Regions from separate parts of the Mus musculus genome. Here region 2 is linked to region 1. Evidence: chromatin contacts called from ENCODE Hi-C or POLR2A ChIA-PET data. All regions are on one chromosome and are shown on one strand. Each heading gives the region's core, a stretch centred on a gene start or an enhancer-like site at or near the end of the contact. The rest is flanking DNA. Distances are from core to core; before and after follow the strand shown.

Region 1 (3,672 bases), core at 372-2,871:
TTAAGCCACAGAACAATTTGGAGAGAGGGATTTTTAAACAGATGAGAGCAGGCCAAAGCCCAGGACCCAAATATTTCAGGCAAAGCTATGGCGCTAAACTGGTATTTTGCCAGCGTCTGCCTCCACCCCAGGCACCCACTAATAACACAGACCCCAAGGTTTCTGTATTCTAGGAAAGCATCTATTATGCAGACATTAATTCTGGAATTTTATTACGCCAAATTAACGCTGCTTTTTTTTTTTTTTTAATGAATACTGCTTCCTGACTCCTCATGAAATCGAATAACGAAGAGGTTGGGGAGGGAGGAATTTAATGGAGAAGAATCTTAAATTCAGATGCCCTTTTTTTTAAGCCCCCTCTTTTCCAATGTGTTAACCGCGAAAGTTTCCACCTACTCTCCCACAAATGCACCCCCCCAGCGGCTGTTTGTAAGACGATGGATAAATGCATGTTTCTATCTTAATATTTCACAAGCCAGAAATAAAGCAACAGATCTGTCAGCTTCGAGGATGGGAGAAAGCCTCTGTCAAGAGCGCCCAGGCCAGGGCCCACTTTGTCCCCTCCTGGAGGGCTTTTCGAGCCTCGGCAGCCTTTCCAGACTGTGCGCCGCGGCCGCAGCCAACCTACACCCGGCTTCCCCGAATCGAACGCAGTCACTGCAGTGGCTACTGGGGCGCCACCAGGATCTCTCCCCAATCACCTCGGCACTCTCAAGTTACTCACCTCCAGATGGGAGAAGGGGTTCAACCCTCATAATCCCCACCATGGCCAGCAGCGCGGAGCCTGAAACCACCTCCCCGCCACTTAGAACAAAGGTGGCCCTGCCTCACCGCGCTCTGCACGCCTAGTGCGGGATCTCGGACTCCTTGGGCGACACCAATCTTTACCTGAACTCGGGACTCGACCAGGTCCAGGCGCAGCGCCAGCGCCTCGCGCATAAACACGTCCGGGTAGTGGCTCTCATTGAACGCCTTCTCCAGCTCCTCCAGCTGCCAGCCGGTAAAGTTGGTGCGGGTGCGTCTCCGTTTGCAGCCGGGGCTCTCCTTGTCTGGATCCCCCGAGTCTGCGGGCATGCACAGGACGCTGCAAGGCTCAGCCACCTGGCAGATGCTTGTCCCGCTTGCACCCACCTCGGGTGCGGGGTGCACGGAGGAGTGGGTCGCTATTCTCCGACGGCCTGGTGCACCCCACCCCGAGGCCCCCCGTTGTGTTTCCCCGTGTCCCCGCCTCCAGCCTACCTGCAAGCTTGAAGGGCTGGCTTTCGCCGGCCACCCCGCAGGCAGCCGGCAGCAGCGGCGTGGGGTTGACCACCGAGGCGGCGGCTGCAGCGCACGAGCCGCTGAGCAGGCCGTCGATGGAGAAGGGCACCGAGGCCGCGGCAGCGGCGGCGGCGGCCGACTGCAGCTGGTGACCGGCCAGCTCGTACACGTGGTGGTGGCCCAGCGGGTAGGGGAAGCCCACCACGCCGCCCAGCGAGCCCCCGAACTGGGCATGCGGGTGCTCCAGGAGGCGACCGTCCATCATCTCGCGCGCGGGGCTGGCGGGGCGCGGGGGCGCGGACGGCGGCGGGGACAGGGGCCCGGAGCCCTACACATGCTTCGGCCCGCGCTCCGCCGCTTTACTTTATCAACATCAAGCTCTCGATAATTAGCCGCGGCCCGGGGAATTTGGGACCAATAAGAAGCGCTAATCGGCTCTGACGTCAGAGGCGTGCTGGGTGCAAGGAAACGTTTTCCATATCGATTGCTAATTATACCTGACACGCACCTCCATAAACAGTATCAGGAGCTGTCACAACAAGACGGGGTGGGGAGGGAGGGGCACCGCCGCGCTCGGCCGGCCGGGGGCCCCCGGCGAGCCCCCCACTCCTGCTCCCCGCCGCTCCCGCCCCTCGCCTCCTTCTAATAGATTTCCCTTTAAAACATTCGCCGGCGTGTTGTGGGGATTTTTCACCAGAAATGCTGTACTCTCTGAACCTTTAAAGTGATGTTGCTCCAATTACAGAGAGACATTGAGCGGCAAATAGACTGATCCAATAATGGGAGATTCATCATCCGCTCTTTCCGAAACTGTCACATTGAATTTAAAACTACAAGGGCTTCTCTACCAGCGGCCTCTCCCGGGCTGCGGGCTGCCGCGAGCGGCGGAGGGAGGAGGAGGGGGAGGAAGAGAGGAGGAGAGGAAGGGGAGAGAAGTGTCCCGACGAACTGGAAGACCAAGGGGAAGAAAGAGGAGGAAGAACAAGCCCAGGAGGGAGGGGGAGAAAGGAAAGGTTTGGGGGAGGAGGAGTGCAGAAAGAGAAAGGGAGGAAGGAGAGGAAGTGGATGGAGAGGAGGAAAGGATGGAGGGGAGGGGAGAAGAAGAAAGGGAGGAGAATGGAGGAGGAAGGAGAAGAAGTAATGGGGGAGAAAGGAAGGAGAGAGGAGTGGAACCAGAAGCGATGGAAGGACAGAGAGAAGCGAGAAGAGGAGAAGAGAAAGCGGGGAGGATAAAGAGAAGGGAGAATGAAAACGGAGAGTGGAGAGAAGGGGAGGAAGGAGGGGAACAAGGCAGAAAAAGAGAAGAAAGGGAGGGAAGTGGGACTAGATGGACGGAGAGACCAGAATGAAAGGGGGAGGGGAGAAAGGGAGAGGAGAGGAGGGGAAGGGGGGGAGAGAAGAACCTCCAAACAGTGATCCAGCCAAATGCGGCCCCCACCTATAAGGAGTCTAACCCGACGCCCTCCTCCTTGATTGGCAGTTACCCCATCAATATAGACAGGGTGGTGGCAGCTGGGGCACCCTAACCCCACTTAACTCCCACACATATGGGTCCTGGATGCCAGCCCAGAGGAGGAGGGAGCATGGAAGGAGGAAGGACAATGGTAACTTCAGGATAGTGACCAATGGCCCACGCATCCCTTCAAATAAATAAATAAATAAATAAATAAATAAATAAATCTCCCTCTGAGTCAGCTCTGAAGAATGGGTTGGAGGCACTAACCCATCTATTATAATTAAATTATGTTCGCAGTGAGATGCCATTCCCTTCTCCACTGTAAAATATTGATAGTCTCAAAAACTAAATCATTAGGGGACATATCCTTAAATAAGCCGCAAGCACGGACTGTGAGCAGAGGTGGACGCAGCCAGGATGGATGGGGATGGAGGATGGGGATGGGGGATGAGGGATAGGGATGGGGGATGGGGGAGGGGGATGGGGGATGGGGATGGGGGATGGGGATGTATCCTTTGTAAAAGCAAGTTTGTCACTGGAGAGATGGCTTTTTGCTGACTCTAAATTTGTAGGCAAAGTACTCTGACCGCCTGCCCCAGAAGGAAGCCTGATCATCACAACCCCAGGGCACAGTGACAAGTTTGCTTTGGCAAAAGTAAGGCCTAAGCAGGAAGAAATGGGACAGGCCAGAATGGTGTGTGCCATGTCTCTCTCTCTCTCTCTCTCTCTCTCTCTCTCTCTCTCTCTCTCTCTCTCTCTCTCTGTGTGTGTGTGTGTGTGTGTGTGTGTGTGTGCCCTGACCCACTGAGCTGGCAGAGAGGGAACCAGACTGCCCTTGGGGTGGTTCCCCCAACACTCATGTCCGGGCCTGGACCCCAGCCGGACTACAATCGGGCCTCGCTTCTAATCTACAGTGACTGGACTACCAAATTGGACTTAATTACTCCCTCCCTCTG
Region 2 (3,672 bases), core at 764-3,263, 360 kb before region 1:
CTGGGGATGATCCCGTTCATGCCTAGCAGGCTGGCCCGGGAGATTTCACTCCCATCCCCTTGTGTGTATGGGGGTGGGATGGGGGTGCAGAAAGGATGTTTGGATGTTGAGACATCGACCTGGGCTCATGACCCCAGGTAGTCACAGTTCAGAGCAGGCTTATCTGGGAAGAGAAAAAGTTAGGGGAGTGGGAGGTGACACCTCAAAGTCTGAGGGGAATGAGTAGAAGAAAAGGGGAGGGCAGGCGACGGAATGGGACCCATGAAAACTGAGGAGGGTCAGTCTCTGGCTGGGGTCTGGAAGCACCTCGCAGCCAGTGGTTTTCCCAGTCCCTACAGGCTCTTGTCAAAGGCGCCTGTTAATAACTAGAAGCCAGTTCCTTCCAGGGAGCTGGACAGAGCCCCGGCACCCGGCTGGGGTGGGGGTGCGGGTCTTACATTACCCTCCCCACGGCTCCAGCGCCTGGAGACCAGTGTGCAGAACGAAGGCGAGGTCCCACCACCCACTTTTTCTCCTCTTTGAACTACGAGTGGAGGTATTCGGACTGGGGGGGGGCAGCTTCTGGGCCAACTTGGGGCACTAAGGCCGTCCCATGCACCCTACAGCAGACCGACCCCACCACGGCCTAGGCAGCACGCTCAGCAAAGTTTCGGGTCCTCGGTGGTGCTTCCTAATCCGAGGTGGGGGCAGGGGACCCAAGCCCAGGCGCTCCGATCGGCGGAGTCGGGAGGGAAGTTTGTCCAGCCAGAGATCGGCGATCGAGAACTTCGGGTTTTGGGAAGGCGGCTGAGTGGAGGGCGCCCTGGAGCCTCAGACTAAACGCGCTGCATCTGAAACCCCCCGGGTGAAGAGGGGACTCGGTCCAGGTGCGGACGGCCAGGACACGGCGAGGGGGACTGAGGCGATAGGGGCAACCAGGGCTGCGGGAGCCGTTGGGGACTCCCGCGCCACCCGGGAAGCCGGCGAGAGCGTATCCTTCCTGCCCCTCCCCCTCCAGGGGCGGGGACCTGTGGACCCCACGTCTGCGGCAGAGGGGACCACCACTCGCTGCACACCCCTTCCTACCTGAACGGGGTTGTGGCCCCCAGGGTTGAAGGCTCGATCACCGGCTAGCAGAGCACGCGCGCCGAAGTCCCCGGAGCGCCGCGGTGGCGGTGGCGGCGGCGGCGGCGGCTGCCCCTGCTTCCTCCTCCTCTTCCTCCTCGGGGTTCTTGCTGGCTCCAGACAGACCTCCTCCCCCTCCCGCGTTGCCCGCCCCTCCCGGAGCCCGCCGGGCTTGAGGATCGGCCTCTCGCCGGGAGCGGAGAGGAGCCTGCGGGAGCCGGGCTGCGGCGCTCACTGCGTCAAGAGCCGGGGACCGCGCGATCGGAGCAGCCCCGGACCGGCCGGGCAGGCGGGGCGGCCGCGGCGCCGGCGACGCCGAAGGGGCCGGGCGGCTCCGGCTCTCGAGCTCGGGAGCGGGCGCGGCGGCAGCGGCCGCGGCGACGCGAGGCGGTGGTTCATTTTGTGAGCGCGAGGCAGGTCGGACGTGGGAGCCGCGCGGGGAGGGGACCGGAGCAGGGGCGGGGGCCGCTGCACGTCCATAGGTTGCCCCGGGAGGGGATCAAGGCTCCCTGAGGGGAAGTTGGCTGGAGCCGGGGGGACATCTCAGGACGCCGCAACACAGCCTCGCCTCCTTTTCCTGGCTTTGCCTGCGTCCCCTGCCCGCGTCCCAGGCCACTGAGCTAAGAGCCGTGGAGCCCAAGTCCCCGAGTGTCATGGGGTTGGGACCCTTCGTGGCGATGGGAGGTGGGTACGAGAGGCAGAGATGTGCACGCGCGTACAGTCACGCCTGTGCACACACACGCACCCGCAGGAAGCCATGTAGAAGTTGACCCCGAAGTCAGACCCTATGTAAGCGCGCGTGTCACAGCTCCACCCGCAGGGACGATTGTTTCACGGGGCGGGCGGCGGGGAGGGGAGAATCAGAGATGGTACAAGGTTGTCAGGCCCTCCGAGATGCAACATTCTCTCTTCCCACCAGGGACTTGCTCTCTCCTAAGGTCACCGACCCCCTTCACAGTCCCTCCTCTCTGCATTGTATGTCACCACCCCCTTGGGCTGAGAGGCCGGGAGGCGTGAGATCAGCCTGGCACCTTCCCATTCCCGGAAGGTTCCGAGTAGTGGATTCCCCTCCCACTAGCCTCTGTGTGTGTGGGGGGGGGGAGTTAATGTGTGCTTTCCGGGGATCCAAGTCATCCCTCTGGGGCTGTCCACCCTCCCACCCACCCCCACCCCCCACCCCCATGGTTCCAGGAACACTGACTGAGCCCGCTGGTATCCCATTCCCTACCGCGCCCCTTCCCCAGGCGGTAGCTTTGGCCTTGGGTTGAAAATCAAAATCAAGTTCAAGAGCGCCCTCGCCGGGCTAAGGCCTTGCGCACAGCTTTCGAGCCTCCGTGCGCTTGCGGAGCTGAAGGACCCCCCTTTGGGCAGAGTGGGTGCAACCCTTTTTGGACGCCTCCTCCGAGCTGGAGCACTCTCAAGAGCCAGGCTTCGGGACACAATGCCAACGAAGGGGACTGGAGCCGCAGAGTGCAGCCAAGTATACATAGTAAGGGGCGAGGAGAGGCTGGGGGCGGGGACTTGTCCCTTGGGTTGCCAGACCACCAGGGACCAGCATGGGAATAGCCTGAACCTTGGAGTAGCGCGGCCAGAGGACCAGGAGCTTCCCGAGCTCGGGTCCTGTGGCCTGTCCTGCGACTCGACTAGATCCAGCCTGCAGCACCGGCAGGCAGCCCACACTTGGCCGATCCTAGGCTTTCCCCAGCCCCATTTTTCCTTTGGAACCCTGAGGAGTGAGATTCCAGTTAGGGACTGAGGGTAGAGGAGGCTCTATCGTCTTTCCGGTGGATTCTTAGACACAGAGCATGGTGGTCAAGGACAGAGCTGTGGGTCTACCCTTGCTCAGACCTCAAGAGAATCCAGCCGGGACTGAAGGCTCCAAAGCCTGCTTTTAGGGTAGCTTTTGCCGGGCCCTTCAAAAAAACAAAAAACAAAAAACAAGCCAGGCACCCCTCAAGCTGGGAAGGCCACAAGCTAACCCCTGGCCAGAGCCACGGGGATGAGGCCAGAGCTTTCTCCTGGTTCTCTCATCTCCCGCCCCGCCCCCATTCCTCCCTTCCTCTCCCATTCTCCTGAGCCATGTCACTAGCAGGCATGTGTACATGACCCAGGGTGGACACTATGTATGTTGCACCCACACGTTTGCAGAGCAGGTTCACACCTAACGGGCACACCCCATAATTCACCCCTTAGCCCACCCTCATGAAGAACATGAAGTTCTGGCAGAAGTTCACACACATCTTTGCCGACGCCCACGCCTCCCCCCTCCCCACAACCAGGAACCTTACCAAGAAGTTATAGAGTAGGGCTTCAGTCGCCAAGGCACCCCAGCCTGCTCCAGGGTTGCACAAACCCCCGGTCCATACCTGGGTTTCTGTAGTGGTGTGCGACTGCAAACATCATTCCAGAAAGGCAAAGATGTCTATCCTGGGGTCTATCTGACAGGGTCCCAACAAAGAGAAGAAAGCCCTCCCTCTCTTTTACCTCTTTGCCACCTCCTCCCCCTTTTCTCTTTTACATCTGCCTCCCCTCTCCCTCCTCCTCTTGTCTTCTTACTCTGTAGCTCAG

What was found. Hi-C counts contacts between places; a loop is a spot of excess contacts on that map. ChIA-PET counts read pairs that join two places held with the same protein, here RNA polymerase II (POLR2A).
Region 2: a map of ES-E14 shows a loop between it and region 1 (9-fold over the local background). The contact joins the promoter of Elfn1 here to the promoter of Uncx in region 1. A Hi-C loop is called at or near these places in 3 of 37 maps with a recorded cell type or tissue (ES-E14 and mouse embryonic stem cell). POLR2A ChIA-PET finds 5 or more read pairs at or near these places in 1 of 5 experiments (embryonic stem cell).

The regions. Positions count from the first base shown.
Region 1 is chr5:139,541,847-139,545,518 of GRCm38, reverse strand. Uncx (UNC homeobox) reads right to left here and starts at 1,621. Exons shown (of 3, transcript NM_013702.3): 1 at 1,240-1,621; 2 at 889-1,064. The coding sequence starts at 1,525.
Region 2 is chr5:139,906,207-139,909,878 of GRCm38, reverse strand. Elfn1 (leucine rich repeat and fibronectin type III, extracellular 1) reads right to left here and starts at 2,013. Exons shown (of 2, transcript NM_001384186.1): 1 at 1,066-2,013.